2 separate regions of the Homo sapiens genome follow, and region 2 is linked to region 1. Evidence: read pairs that join two places in POLR2A ChIA-PET (ENCODE). Cell type or tissue: GM12878. All regions are shown on one strand.

Region 1 (8,000 bases):
ATTAGGGGAAAAATATGCACCATTCTCTGCACAAAAGCGGGGATTTTACTGTATTTTTCCCAATCTGCCTTTCACATTTATATGAATAGCAAGATGTCAGATTTCACACAATGTTGTTAAACCTTTTCTCAGGTTTAGGGAACTGAAAGTCGTATGTGCCTGTGTAATATTGTGCTGATGCAAATAGTTAAACTTTTCTACACGATTAACCATCATTTTCTCAGAGTATTCTGTTCACAGCTTTCTTCCAGTTTCCTGATACATGTTGAGATCTATGCCCGTGCGGCTGATGGGGTGGCGTGGAGGTTGTAAACTGAAGACCCACCGCGAAGCTAAAGAGTCACTCTGACGCAATCTAGTTAAATGACAGTATGGCAGTAGGCCGTTTACCCAGGCCAAGGAAGCTGTGGCTTGTCAAAGACATTAAAATCCAAATGTGCCAGCAACGGTGCCAAATGTACTCTAGGCCTTGCAAACACATAATCCAGACAAACTGAATTAAATTGCAACCAGTTTATAATTAATTTGCTTTTGAAAGTTGTGCCATGAGAATAAATGTGCCAACAATTATTTGCAATGAATTGTTCTTAGGGTGCCCCCAACTTAATAATGCCTCTGTAAGCAAGAGAGGGTTTGGTATTGGTTACTTGTATTGGCATTGGCTTCTAACCTAATGAGGGGGTACGGAGAATTTAGAGACAGATTCCAGGAACCTTAACCTTTCTGTCAACCTAATGGAGTCTGTTACCAATGCGGTCAGTAGCGTGGCCCTGTGGCCTCCCTGACCTCAGATGCCAGCCTCACTCTGCCCAAGATGCTAAGATTAGAAACATATTTATCTCGCTGAGGCACTGCCTTTCTGGACACCATTTTGTAAGCACAAATATTCACGGGAAAGGTAAAAACAGTAAGAGACTAAGGCACTAATGCTTCATGTGAATTCATTTCTCATACCATTTTTCTCTAGGACTTACGGAGCCAAGCAAAGTGTGAGCCCTGAGTACATATGAACAAAAAACTAAAATAATGTAAAAAGAAGAAATAATCCTGAAACTTAACATGGAGTGTTATGTGCCAAGCATTTTTTTTCCCCACCAATCCTCAGGGGAAAAAAATTACAGAGAAGTAATTGGGCCGGGCGCAGTGGCTCACGCCTGTAATCCCAGCACTTTGGGAGGCCGAGGAGGGCGGATCACGAGGTCAGGAGTTCAAGACCAGCCTGGCCAACATGGTGAAACCCCATCTCTACTAAAAATACAAAAATCAGCCGGGAGTGGTGGCGGGCACCTGTAATCCCAGCTACTTGGGAGTCTGAGGCAAGAGAATCGCTTGAATCCGGGAGGCAGGGGTTGTAGTGAGCCGAGATTGCACCACTGCACTCCAGAATGGGCAACAAGAGCGAAACTCCATCTAAAAAAAAAAGAGAGAGAGAGAGAAGTAATTGCAGAGTAGATGTATATTAGAGGCCTCAGGACTTAGAGCTAAAAAACAGCAGACGCAGGATTCAAACTGAGGGCTAACTCAGCAGCCTGGGACCTCCACCTTCTGCTTTTCATATCAACAATGGCCATATCTCACTGCTCCTCTCTTTCCAGAGCACAGGGGCCAGAGTGAGACCTGGAATGTGACTGACTTTTAGACCAGAGCTGGACATCAAAATGAATTCCATCCCATTCTTAATTGTCACTTTGGAAGACTGCTTGAGAGCATTTGCAGCTCTTCTTGGAAATCCAGGCAGAATGTTTTGAGTTCATCTCAATATAGTAGTTCCCTTACAGGGACGCATCATTTCTGATCTAAAATGATCTTTAATCGACTGATGTTTTACACCAGCCTCGTTATCAAATTACTGCTGGCTGTTTCCGAAACTCAGATCAACCCTCAAAGAGTAGAAGTGTGCTACCATTGAGGGGAGTCACAAGAAGATGCTGCAGGTTCAGCCAGCAGCTGAAAGGAAGAGTAGCAAAGAGTTGCTTAGCAATGGCTTACCAAAGGAGGAGTACCTGCAGGCCATTGCTTTGTTTATGCAACAAATACTTATTTCTTACAGTTGTTACTTATTTGTTACAAGCTCCTGCTTGAATATGCCAGATACTGCATTAATTAAATAAATATAAATGTGTGTGTGTGTGTGTGTGTGTGTGTGTGTGTGTGTGTGTGTGTGTGTCTTTCAGATTTAGAAATTTGCCCAAGGTCACAAAGCTAATAAATGGCAAAGGCAAGATTTGAACCCATGTCAAACTCCAGCAACACACTCCAGTCCACAGTCTTGTAGTACCAAGGAGGCTTCTACTTTGGAGCGACACGGTGTGTCACAGGCTTTTCAGATCAAGTTCTATGCTGCAGTTTCCTTTCACTGAGATGCAGCCTAATGGTCTCTGAATGTTTTTCACCAGGAGGAGAATGAGAGCTGAGAGTAACTTTCCCTGAAAGGACATTTGTAACCATTAAAAGAAAGAGAACTCAAAAAGAAGTTCAAGAGGGTTTTCAAAACTGGACTTTTAACTGGAAGCTTAATTGCAGGATGTACCTTAGAATGCACGCACACATAGACACACACACACACACGCACACACACACACGCACGCACACTTTCAGATATTCCTTCTAAAATAGCTCTTGACAATTTGTTTCAAATCATGAAATCACGACCTTAAGGTCTTCCAAGTTATCTTCAACCATCCAAACAATTAATTCTTTGAGAAAGACATACTTACTAAAAGAAAAAAGAAGTTGAAAATATTGAAAATATTATAGAAAGGTTCCAATGGAATTAACCAGAAGAGAAGGTTCTAGATGTTAAGCATGTACTACCACTCCCACTACCTCTGCCACCAACACTTCTTTTTTTTTTTTTTTTTTTTTTGAGATGGAGTCTCGCTCTGTCGCCCAGGCTGGAGTGCAGTGGCGCGATCTGGGCTCACTGCAAACTCCACCTCCCGGGTTCACACCATTCTCCTGCCTCAGCCTCCGGAGTAGCTGGGACTACAGGCGCCTGCCACCACGCCCAGCTAATTTTTTGTATTTTTAGTAGAGACCGGGTTTCACCGTGTTAGCCAAGATGGTCTCGATCTCCTGACCCTGTGATCCACCTGTCTAGGCCTCCCAAAGTGCTGGGATTACAGGCGTGAGCCACACTTCTAATGAAAAATGCTAGCAGCTCCCAATTACTAAGAACTCTGTGCCAAGCTCTCTGCTGAGTGCTTTCTATACATTATACCATTCACTCTTCACAAGCGCCCTGTGAGATAGACATTATTATCCCCATTTTACAGATGAGAAAACTGAGGCTTCATAAATTTAAACATTACTTGAACAGCCAATAAAATTATAGATATTTACCAGACTTTTCTGTAAGGTATTATTAATACAATGGTAAGCACTGTCATGGATGCAAGAAAATACTGGAATTTAAATGACAAAGATTAAGTCACATAAGAAATGAAAATTGATGAGGCAGGTCTAAGCAGGAAGTCCCAAGAGGGCAGGAACCAAATCTGTTTTGTTGCAAATTAGGTCTGGCATAATATCTGGCCTATAGGAGATGCTGAATCAACAGTTGTAGCTAAATGTAGAAAACAATACGTAGCAAGTGAGTATATTAGAACTCTCTGAACATTTTATCTCCAGAGCACTTGGTTAATCAAGGTTCAAGAAAAAAATGGTCCCAACTCTGCCACTACCATTTCAAAGCTCCTTGACCCAGGGTGTTTCAGGTAAGCCATAGTTCCATGGCATGTGCCTCTTCTTTTTATTTGGGTCTGGCACCAGAGGCTGAATCAGAAAATCTCCATTTCCCTTTGTCCCTATTCTGCCATGGACGCTTCCTCTGCCAAACATTTCATAGTTCCTTTATGGCCGCATGATATTTTTCAAGGGAAATGATTGGCAAACAGCCAATACCCCTAATGCAGAAAAGATGCCAACATCACTCCCAGGTTTAAATACCTTCAAGGAGACCCTCAACTGAAGTGGTCCTTACAACCAATCTGACTTTTTTTCACTCTCTTTTTGTGGGAATATCTTTTACACGAGGCTTAGAGGGAAAAAGGAAAAAATAATAATAAGAAAACGTAAAGAAAAAGAAAACCTGCCTGAAATGAAAAATTCCAATCTTGCCTCTGTAAAAATCCTTCAAGCCCAGTCAGCTGCCCCTCCCCCTTGATCCAAGCCTCTGTGTTTCCCGGCAAAGAGGTTAGAAAGCTGTTGAAAAACATTCTCCTGCTGAATTGAGACTGACATCTGACAGAGCTCGGTGGTGTCCTAACTTGAGTGAATTTAAATGACAAGCTTGGCTTTATAAGTAAGGGATCCTCTTTTACAATAGAACAGCATGATTGCTTCATGGCAGAGGGGGAAAAGAGGGAGAATCAAAGTTTTCTTCAAATCCCCAGTGGTGCCATTGACCTGTCAGAAGGTTGTGACCCACTCCTGTTAATCCATGCAAATCAGATGCCTCCAATTTGCGGTGCTGATTGGAGTACCACACCTTTAAATTCAGGAAGCGGCCTTAGAGTGAGGTTCCGATCACAGAGTTCAGTTCACCTCTCATTTTTTTCTTCTTCAAAAACATGATGACAGCTGACTTCCTTCCCGCCCTGCCCTTACTCAGTCAGGGAAGACTGTCTGATGGTTTCCTGATTAGCATCAAGGCAAAAGCAGCATGTTTTTCATAGGCTATCGCTATTACCTAAATTATAGGCCTGTTGCTCTCAGCATTTTCCCCCCACAGACAGGTTAATATACACATCCCACTGGTATTATTGCTTTGCGAAGTCACCCAGTCATTTTTATGACATAGAGGGGAGAAGGCCTGGAATTCCCCGGAAGAGGCTTCAGATCCAGATGAGAGACTCTTACACAACCAGAAACGCCGTTTTCTAACCATCCCATTCAAAACTTAACAACACTTCCCACGTTCAATGCCATGTGCCGTGCATATTTTAAACCATGGGTAATTTCAAGCAGAAACATTCAGAAAAAGAAAATGAAAAGGCTGGTATTTTGGATATCAGGAATATGTGATTGCCCACACGATTCGCACATTACTCAAGTTGTCCCCAAGTCATCTTGAACTGGCTACTTAAACAATGTAAGTGACCAGAATTTTTGTGCATCATATCAAGGTAATTCAAAATTCTAGTGAGAGGAGGGATTATTTAAAGGACTTCAGTGAATTTGCATTTTCCAAAGCTTGGAAAATAACTTTCTTAAAGAACCCCTGAACCATTAACATATCTGAGGAATAAATAATTGTAATAACCATTTGCCCATATTTTAGAAAATATACTATTCCTAACACCAAAAAAAGATGCCAAACATAAAACAAATCGAAATAAACTAAAACAAAAATATAAAGAAAAACTCTAGCTCTACTTAAGAATTTTTTTTTTTTTTTTGAGACGGAGTCTTACTCTGTCACCCTAGTTGGAGTGCAGTGGCTTGATCTCAGCTCACTGCAACCTCTGTCTCCAGCGTTCAAGAGATTCTTCTGCCTCAGCCTCCTGAGTAGCTGGGATTACAGGAGTGTGCCACCACACCTGGAAGATTTTTGTATTTTTAGTAGAGATGGGGTTTCACCATGTTGACCAAGCTTGTCTGAATCTCCTGACCTCAGGCAATCTGTCTGCCTCGGCCTCCCAAAGTGCTGGGATTACCGGCCTGAGCCACCAGGCCTGTTCAAGAATTTTAAAGACATAAATAATATATAATTCTTTCAAAATAGGAAGACTTTTAAGACAAAAGAATATATATGTATGTATATATATATATACTTTCAAGATAGAAAGACTCAATTTAGTAGAGATGTCAACTTCCCTAGTCTTTAATACATTACTCAACTTTCTAAAGACATTATTTTAACCAAAAATATGATTCATTCATATACAAGAATAAATAAGCAATAATAGTCATGAAAATGGGGGATGATTATATAATTAAAACACATTATACAGCCATAGCAATTAAAATCATGCAGTAAGAGAATCAAACTAGATCGACCAATCAATGGAACAGAACAGAAAGCCATGTGCCTATATATCCCTAGTTAGGGTGGCTATTCAAAATAGCAGAATTGACACCTACATTGTCCCTGGAGCTCCAGTCTGGAAGACATAATACCACACTCACTCCTTTAAATGCACCAGAGAAGCCCCTTTAAATTGATAGAGAAGGGTCTGAACTGAGGGGGAAGGAAAGGAGGGGACACTTAGAGCAGCAGATATTTACCAATCAGCATGGAAGCATTTTAAGATTTTAATAAGGGCTATAGTCATATTGTAAGTATCAGTGGAATATCTACCCTATATTTACTGATAATAAATGAGGCATTCTAAATCATTAAGAGAAAGTGAGCTTATTCAAAAATTGCCACTTAAATAAATGTTATTCAGAAAAAAATTGCTGTATCTAATTTATTTCTAAAAATAAATTATAGAAACACTAAAGAGGTTACATGTAAAAAGTGAAATCAACAAAGAACTAAAAGAAAATATAGGTGAAGATTTATCTGACCCTAGAGTAAAGAAGACATTGTTAAGCACAAAGCAAAAGAAAGACTCTAAAACTGGAAATGATTAATAGACTTAAGTATATTAAAATTGTACATCTCTGTAAAAAAAAATTTAAATTGAAGGGCAAACTGGAGGAAAATGTTTGAAAAATGTTTTTAAAAAATAGGTTCTCTAATGGTTTTTAAATATATCCACAAATTCTTCAAGAGGTGGAACTTCGTTTCTCTCTCCTGAATGTGGGCTAGAGTTAGTGACTTGCTCTTAACAAATAGAAGAAGACAAAAAGTGCAATGTGTGACTTCCAAGACTAGGTCAAAAAGGCCTGTCAGTTTCCTGTTTGCTCTCTGTAGGCTCACTCAGTGTGGGAGAAGCTGGCTGCCATGTCATCAGGATACCCAATCAGCCCCGGAAAGGCCTTGTATCAAGAAACTGAGGCCTCAGGCCAATAGCCCTGTGAACGAACTACCTTGGAAACAGATCTCCCAGCCCCGGTCGAGCCTTCAGATTGCTACATCTGACCTGAAATTCTTGTGAGACAATAAATGTTTATTTTTTGAAACCTAAATAAAAGCCCATAAGGGAAAAAAATAAGGGAGAAAATGAATAGGCAATTCACCAAAATATGCATATAAATGGCCAAAAACACAAAGAAAAATATTCGAGCTCAGTATTCAACCTCAGCAATAATCACAAAATATAAATACTATATTTCAGTTTACCAAGTTGGTACAAGTTTCTAAATGAGGTCCTTTGAGGACGCCAGTGAACTGCACTGTCTTAACACATAGTGAAAGTGTAAACAGTATAACCTTTTTGGAGGGCAATTTAGCCACATATATCAGAAGGCTTAAAAATGATCATCTCCTTCAATTCAAAGATTACACTTTGAGGAATTAAGCTTAAAGGAAAAAAAAATCATATTCAACCCAAAGATACACAAGGTGGCTCATTGCTGATTTTAACAATTGCAAAAAATTGAAAACTGACTACAGACTCTACAACAGAGTAAATAACTTATAGCCATAGGATGTAACGCTGTGCAACTATGTGTTTAAAAAATTATGAGATACACTATAATATTCACAATAAAAGAAAAAAGCAAGTCACAAAACAGCATAATCCAATTTTGTAAATACACAGTTCTGATATATACAGAGAAAATATTCTGAAAAAAATACAGATGTTAAAAAGATGATTTTTCCAAATTTTTGGATAAAAGATAATTTTTTCTTTCCAGTCTGTATTCTTTTAAATTCTCTACAGAGAATGTAAGTTACTCTTTTAATTTATTTTCTAAAAAATAAAAATCATTTTAGGAACAAGAGATAAATTATGTGCTTACCACCTACCACTAAGTAAAACTCCGACCAGTGGAGGTCATTTCTATTTTCTCAATAATTATTTCTTTATCTAAGCTTCTGAGGGAAAGAGAGCGAATTTTTTTAGGAAGAGAGAAAAATGAAATTTTGAAATCCTAGAAAGTCTTAT
Region 2 (8,000 bases), 120 kb before region 1:
GCAAAGTTGACTCAAACATAACACAAAAAATCCTCTATGGGAATGAGAACACCAAGTTTGAAGTCAGATGACCGGAGGAAACATTTTGCAAGAAACTAGAAACCTCCCCATTCCTGGCCAGGCGCAGTGGCTCACGCCTGTAATTCCAGCACTTTGGGAGGCCGAGACAAGCAGATCACAAGGTCAGGAGATCAAGACCATCCTGGCTAACACAGTGAAACCCTGTCTCCACTAAAAATACAAAAAAATTAGCCGGGCATGGTGGTGGGTGCCTGTAGTCCCAGCTACTCCAGAGGCTGAGGCAGGAGAATGGCATGAACCCGGGAGGCAGAGCTTGCAGTGAGCCAAGATTGTGCCACTGCACTCCAGCCTGGGCAACAGAGCAAGACTCCATCTCAAAAAAAAAAAAAAAACGAAAGAAAAGAAAAAAAGAAACATCCCCATTCCTGTGTGTCAAGCCAAAAGGTGGTGAAGCCAAGATGATTTTAGAGAAATACCTCAGAATCTCAGGAGAGATTACTTTTTTCTACCGCATTTGTTCTTTAATAAGACTAATAAGTCTCACCTCCTTAAAAGAAATCATCTTGGAGACTAAGAGATATTGACATCTCCAATCAATGCTCAAGATCATCTTTCCTTTTTCCCATCAGAGAATGAAGGTGCAGCTAAAATTTTTCAAGATTCTCTCAGAGATCATACATTTCAATCTACACTTAAAGCTGACTAAATATACTTAAGAGCATACTTTAAACACCATGCTGTTTCCTTGATGGACCATATGAGCATACATAAATGGATCGTTGCTCTGACAGGGAAACTAACATTGACCATACAAATAACTTAGCCATTCGGTGGAGAGCAGCACAAGGGTCTAAAACTTTGCAACTCAAAGTGTGGGCGGTGGCCTTGGCATCATACAGGAGCTTGTTAGGAATGCAGAATTCCAGTCCCACCCCAGACCTCTATTAACATTTTAATAAGATCCTCAGGGGATTTTCAGCACTTTTAAGTCAGAGAAGCACCACGTCTAGACTCAACAACCTTTTCTAAAATCCAAGTACCATTTTGTGTCTTAGAAGTAAATGAATTTGTTTGTGAGTCCTCTTCCTTTAGTAAATGTATAATTAAGGACATTTCTGAAACAGAATTGTTATCCATATCATTTTAGAGATGTTATGCTTCTTAACAGGGCCATTTATAATAGGCAGCTACCACTAACAATTTCCAAAATTGGAAGAGGTGAGCAGAGAGAAGCAAAGGAAGAGAAAGCCATTACTGTAAAGCAGAGCAGTTTTACCAGTTGTACTCTTTACTGTTTTTTGTTTGTTTGTTTGTTTTTGTTTTGTTTTGGTGGGGGGTATAGGATCTTACTCCGTTATCCAGGCTGGAGTGCAGTGGCATGACCTCAGCTGCAACCTCCAACTCCCGGGTTCAAGTGATCTTCCTACCTTAGCCTCCCGAGTAGCTGGGACAACAGGCAAATTCACCACATCCAGCTAATTTTTGTATTTTTCTGTAGGGTTGAAGTTTTACCATGTTGGCCAGGCTGGTCTTGAACTCTTAAACTCAAACAATCTGCCTACCTTAGCCTCCCAAAGTGCTGGGATTACAGGCATGAGCCACTGCGCTCAGCCTCTTTACTCTTATTTACTGGTTTTCTACATACAAAATTTTAGACAAAGGATTCATCATTTCTATGTACTTTACTTAATCTGTGGGGGTTTAGGCAAGTGAGTCCACTCAGGCAGCCAAAACTAGACTCAAAGAACACCATTGTTTCCACCAGTGAGCACAGGTGGTACAGTTCCCACTCTTCTCTAATCTAAACAACTGCTAGATTGCAGATACCTGGGGGACCAAGGGCCTCAGCTGCTCTTCACCTCTGGGAAAAAAAGCTACGTATCTTCTGCCTAAGACTTTTTTATCCTCTCCTGATATTCATGCCATTATTGAGATTCAAGAAAGATAAGTCAGACCCACCTGGAATCTCCGCATGTCACGTGGGTTTCCCGCATTCTTTAGGCAATTTTGGTTACATTTGAGGAAAAATTTCAAGAAGAACCTGTGAAGAAACAAATCATCATGGTTAGCATTTCGGTTTCTGACACGGGAGGGAAAAAAGAGGTAAGTCACCCCTGGGTTGTGCATTCGATTCTCTTTACATGTTTTCTGAAATATTCAGCATGGTGTTAGAGCCAATATTTCATTTGTGGCTTTAGCCTTTGTTTTGTTTCCACGCTGGACCTTCCTTATGACACAAACACTGTTGGCACTGCCAACAGATCTCACAGAAGAATTAAGCCCCAAGGAAGTATTTTCACTCATACAGAGGGAAAGCTTTCATCATAATTTAAGTTAGGTTCCAATTGGATATAATTGTCTGAGAATTACTCATGGTCCCCAACGACAACATGCAGTTTAAGCCCTATAAACTCACAGATGATGAACTGGCAAATACATGCTGGATGAATACAAGGATTTGGTAACCACTTTTTATCTTAGCCTCTCAAGTAAAATGTTTTAATTAGTACTACCCATGAGAAATAAGTAAAATTCACAAACTAACTAAACTCCTTTGACTTCTCAAATACCTCCTGTTTTTTTTTTTTTTTTTTTTTTTTTTTGTTTTTTTTTTTTTTTTGAGACGGAGTCTCGCTCTGTCGCCCAGGCTGGAGTGCAGTGGCGGGATCTCGGCTCACTGCAAGCTCCGCCTCCCGGGTTCACGCCATTCTCCTGCCTCAGCCTCCCAAGTAGCTGGGACTACAGGCGCCCGCCACTACGCCCGGCTAATTTTTTGTATTTTTAGTAGAGACGGGGTTTCACCGTTTTAGCCGGGATGGTCTCGATCTCCTGACCTCGTGATCCGCCCGCCTCGGCCTCCCAAAGTGCTGGGATTACAGGCGTGAGCCACCGCGCCAGGCCCTCCTGTTTTTCTTAAACTGTCTGCTGTAGACAAGAGCTAGCTGTGATTGAATAAAGATTTTCCTGCCTCACTGCCACCTTGGTTTCTGAATTGGTTCTGTAGTGAGATTCATGGGTTTTACTTGCTAAGGTGACCAAAGGTCCCAATTTGCCAAGAAAAATCCCAGTTTATACCAGCTGTACTGGTGTATATATTAATAGTACCTACTTTAACTCTCAAAAATGTCTTGGTATGGGTGATAAATTATATGGTCACCCTATAACTTTCTGAGTTATTTCTTATGTAACCATCACAGTTGTTAAAGTCTATCATGGAAAAGCAGCAGCTACTAAAAGTGTCATATTGGGGCATTCATGTCTACCACCTGTAATTAAACCTTCTACCTGCCCAGGTTTGGGAAAAGAAGTATTTCCAAAGATACCTAAGTTTTGCAATCTCTTTTACTACTAGGCCTAGATGTGATGTGCCTGTGGATTTCAGGCCGAAATGTTTCCTAAAAATATCAAAATGCATTAAAATGCTGGTCAACTGAATTCTTGTTGTAATTCAATTCTCTTCCCCTTTCTTCCACTTCAAGTCCACACTGGAGTAAAATCCCCATCTCAACACAAATAGATTATGAAGAACTATCACCCTATGATGCCTCAGTCTGAATTTGGCTCTGACTGCAATGTCTGTCAATCATGTAACACTGGGATCCTCTATAACAACAGCACTGCACGAAGACATACAGAGTTCAGCCAATTTCTGAATATGAAACTGAGAGAAGTCCCAGATGAATCCCTCTGCTCCTTGGTCTCTTAGAATCTGCCAAGATGGGAGTATGTTGTGGGAATCATTCTTTAGAGACAAACAATGGCCTTTTCAACCAAAAGAGTAACATTTAAAAATGCAAACATCGTCCTAAAATGACTGTTTAACACCACACAACATTTGACTGCCCATCAATGAAAGCAGGCCTCTAAATAATCACTTGCCGCTACTTCCAGATTCTCTCCACAGAAGCCAAAGTTGATCAACCTTTCGTCCAAGACAAATGGCTTACAGAACACCACTGAAGCCCAGCTGTGTGAAACAAAATCTGATTTTGAGCTCTCCTTTTCCGGTACCAAGACCCACACTGTCCTTGCACAGGACAATCAGCCAGTCATTGACTCTTGCCCACTTTCAATATGACAGATTTGGTAAAGGAAGGGGGGTTAAGGGAGTGGCCCAAATCCTAAGTGCCTTTGCACTGTCTTGTTGGTCTGAGCTCCCAGAAGGCAAGTGCTGGGTAGCCCTGCTGATCACACATGGCTTTCAGAAACCATTTAATACAGTGGAGCTGACTGTTGTGATCCTTGAATCTTGCTAGGGTTCAATCCTATATCCATAGACACTGAAGACATGAAAACTGGCTGCTGCTTTCAAGAACAGTCAGTTAGAAGGGCATATTTCAAAGCTACTTCAAGCCCCAGGAGAGGGCTGATTATCACTAAACTGACAACAAGAGTGGGTGTGATATGGTGAAAGGCCACAGCCATTAGAAACACCCAGAATAATGAGATTCATATCCTGACTCTGACAGGTACTACCTGTGTGACTTTGGATAAGGAGCTGAACTTCTCTGCACCACACTTTCCTTATCTATAAACTGGTGCAATAACAGGCCTTACTGTATAGGGAAACTGTGAAAATTGCGATAAGGCAGAGTAACAGATACATGGTAGGTATGCTGATGGTGGCAGTCATCATAAGAATGGCTTCCGTGTATTGGGTGCTTACCTTGTGCTCAGTTCACTGCTAAGAACAAATCTGTTTTCTCATACAATCCTCCTAAGTAACCTCTGCTATTAATCCCATTTTATAGATGAGAAAACTGAGATTCAGAGAAGTGAAATAACTTGTCCAAAGCTAGGAAGTGTGAATCTAGAACTCAAATTCAGACAGTGTAGCTCCAGAGACTGTACTCTTAACCACCATGATGTAGTAGTTTTAGTAATGACAGAAGTAGTGCAGTAATGATGTTAATACTAATTGTACTATTGATAGCAATCGTACTGTAACAGCAATTTTGCTAATAAGAGTAAATAAGATTAATCGAACTACTAAGAATAATTATTAGTATCATGATTTCCACAACAGCAACATGAACATTATGGAGGTAGACGTCATTGCCATTCTCCCTTAAGAGGGCCCCCTGCTTGCTTCCCCAGGGTTGGTAATATTTGCTGCCCATGTGTGTTTAAGCCATTTGAGCCCAGACAAGACAGCCAGATTCAGGTTGTGCTAGAAGGAGCTGTCAGCACACCCTCTGGCTTCTTCAAGTCAGACAACTGCTAGCCACCATGAGGGGGTCCATCTGGTGCCAAAATGAATTTTGAAAGACAGGCAAACAGGACACCAGCTATGCCAGGGAGAAACAGAATCAAGGGAGCAGAGGATCTTCTGCCTCAAAGATGAGCTGGGGCAGGGCGCCTGTCAGCAGCCCATCGTTAGCACAAAAGCTATGCCGGGCACACACCAGATCCCTGTTACCCTAAGCTGGCCTGTCACTTGGCATGCTGGCAGAGTCCCCCGCCTGCCCCCTCAACAGTGGATCACTTGCTGAAATTGAAAGCTTGACCATCTGTCGTGGGGAAGACACGGCCATCAACTGGTGCCTGAGGCCTCACACAAGCCCTTATGTGGAAAAGACGCTCTGAAGGGCCAGTTCTTTTGGGGAAAGCCAGCCCTACCCCAGAGGGAGCCTCAGAAATTCTTTCAAAGTTTTCCCCTAAGTAAAAGCCAAGTGCCTGACCCTTTCGGATTACAGTTCCTTAAAGGAACTGAGAGGAGTTAGAAGGAGGAGTTAAAAATATCCCCACTGAGAGACAGACATGGCACACGAATTTGGGGGATGACTTATCAGGCTAAGTTTATAAGGCCTTTGTAAACCGGGGGACATGTGCACGTCTGCTGGCCTACGGAGAAGATCTCAGATTCCGAGGGGGCTTTTAACAAAGCAGAGGTTATTGTAACTCAAAACCTCACTTTTGTCTAATGAATTGCTGCATTTTGTGAGGCGGGTGTGTTTGATAAAGTGTTGTCAGGAGAAAAAGTGTGGCAGCCTTACCCCAACTGTGGGAAACTGACCCACAGCAGGACAAAGCCCCTATTGACCCTGTAGAGTTCCAAGGAGTTCCATAAACTCCAGGAAACAGCCTGACCAGGATCAAACTCCTTTTTAACTCAAGCCTTTTTTTTTTTTTTTTTTGAGGGGGAAGGAAGGAGGTAACGAGAAACTCGACATCTTTCTGTTAACTTTCAGTACAAATAATATCATCTTGTGTTCATGTAATGCGTTAATTATTCAGAGCACTTATATTCCCAATATCTCACTAAATCCTCACGGAATTTCTATAAATTAGGTGCACCAGGAATTATCAAAGCCATTTGAAAGGCAAGAAAAACAAAGACAACAAAATTAAGGGATTTATCTACAGTCAACAACCAATCTCGTAAATTGACCGAAAGGACTAGTCATGGTATGTGTTTTCCATGAACTCTAGGATTTTATAAGTGATCTTAATCATCACTTAGTCTAACCTCCTCATTTTGCCTATGAGAAAAATTAGGCATCAGAAGACATGACAATATTCACATAGTTAGTAATGAATATCAGAGCTGGAACTATAATCCATATGTCCTGATGTCTAGTTATATAATTTTCCCAACATAATATTAGCTTCTCAAGCCAATCCTGTAAGAGCTGAATGCCTGCGCTCTTAAACTGTTTAGTCTACTACCTCAAATGGGAAAGTGACAGTCATAAAACCAAAAGGTGACATCCTATTAAAAGTTTTATTTGGGTTCATCAATCAGGCCAGTGTAGGACATTAGCCCATCACGGAACTAACTGAACCCAATACAAACATTTGTAGAACAAAATTGCTTGTTCAATGACATACCTGTATCACCTTTTACCAACCAACAGATATTAGTATCTAGTTTGAGTAGCTTTCATGTGACCAGCACGGTACTCAAGACCAAAAGGCACTTCTGGACTCCCCCAAAAGGAAAATTAATTCAATTAGTCAGCAGGATCTGACTCACCTACATAAGGATATAAAATTTTTAAAAAATCATCCCTGCATGCATAGTGCCCGGCGTAAGACCTAGAACCCAGTGGTTTTTCAGTAAATACTTGCTCAACTAAATGGAGTCTAGGGTCTGCAAGGGATAGAAATAAGGGTGTTTTTACAGTAAAGACAGCAGTAGAATATACTGGGCAAGAGCTTGCATTGGAGCTAAGAGAAGCCTGAGTGAATTTCAACAATTCCTGAACCTCAGTGGCCTCATTAAAACATGAGAATAATAGTACCTCTCTCCTAGGATCACTGTGCAGCTTTCACCGTAATTTTAGCTTTACTCCTTAATTAATTGGGTGACTTTAGATAAATTATTTAACCTCTCTGTGCCTCAATTTTCTCATCTGTAAGATGGGAGGAACATCGGAACCTACTTTAAAGAGTTAAGAGAATTAAATGAGTTAACATATGTGGAGTGTTGAAATAGTACCTGCCATAGAGGAAGTGATAATTATTTTCTTCATCATTTATCCCTGGCAACTGCTCACTGCCTAGCACTCAGAGATGTTGAGATTTTCAGATACAAAAAGTATTCTTCACTCTTTAAATGTTAAGGTCAAGAAAAGAAGCAAAGACCTATGTACCCAATGAGAACTATAGGTTTCATTGAATGACCTACAAAAAGAAAAAAAAAAAAAAGAAGAAGAAATAACCACCAAAGAAAGATAATAATGACTACAGCAGCTTTACCCAAAGGCTAAGACACATAAAGGAAAGGGGTAGTGCCTTAAATCGTGGAGAACTCCAGCCAGTCAGAACTGAAGGGCACACACAGTAAAACTGCCCATTAGGCAACAGCTTGTACATCATTAATTATTATGTAAAGCATTGCAATCAATCTGGGCTGAGCAGGTTGAGTTTTTACCTCCCCCAACCCAAATTCTGAAAAATCACGTTTGGATTTTTGCAGCTGCTCTCATAATGTCCATGCTAGACAGGAAATGCATCAAGGCACACCTAAACTGAGA

Evidence for each region. ChIA-PET counts read pairs that join two places held together with the same protein. Peaks named below come from ENCODE experiments on the same cell type or tissue, not always from the same donor. Only the 100,000 strongest peaks of a DNase experiment are listed, where the experiment ranks them.
Region 2: POLR2A ChIA-PET joins it to region 1 with 12 read pairs; 2 of 35 experiments call an interaction of 5 or more read pairs at or near these places.

Annotation. Positions count from the first base shown.
Region 1 is chr5:158,953,911-158,961,910 of GRCh38, forward strand. The region is part of intron 6 of EBF1 (EBF transcription factor 1); the gene reads right to left. Among named protein-coding and RNA genes, the nearest start is that of EBF1, 140 kb to the right of the region's middle. RefSeq lists enhancers at 317-446, 3,910-4,772, 4,501-4,570, 4,601-4,650. In GM12878, no CTCF peak of the experiment used is centred here; DNase peaks (open chromatin) are centred at 181 and 4,511; H3K4me3 peaks cover 1,453 bases; H3K27ac peaks cover 6,785 bases.
Region 2 is chr5:158,838,049-158,846,048 of GRCh38, forward strand. EBF1 (EBF transcription factor 1) reads right to left here. Exons shown (of 16, transcript NM_024007.5): 7 at 1,981-2,062. Among named protein-coding and RNA genes, the nearest start is that of EBF1, 260 kb to the right of the region's middle. In GM12878, no CTCF peak of the experiment used is centred here; a DNase peak (open chromatin) is centred at 4,093; H3K27ac peaks cover 1,185 bases.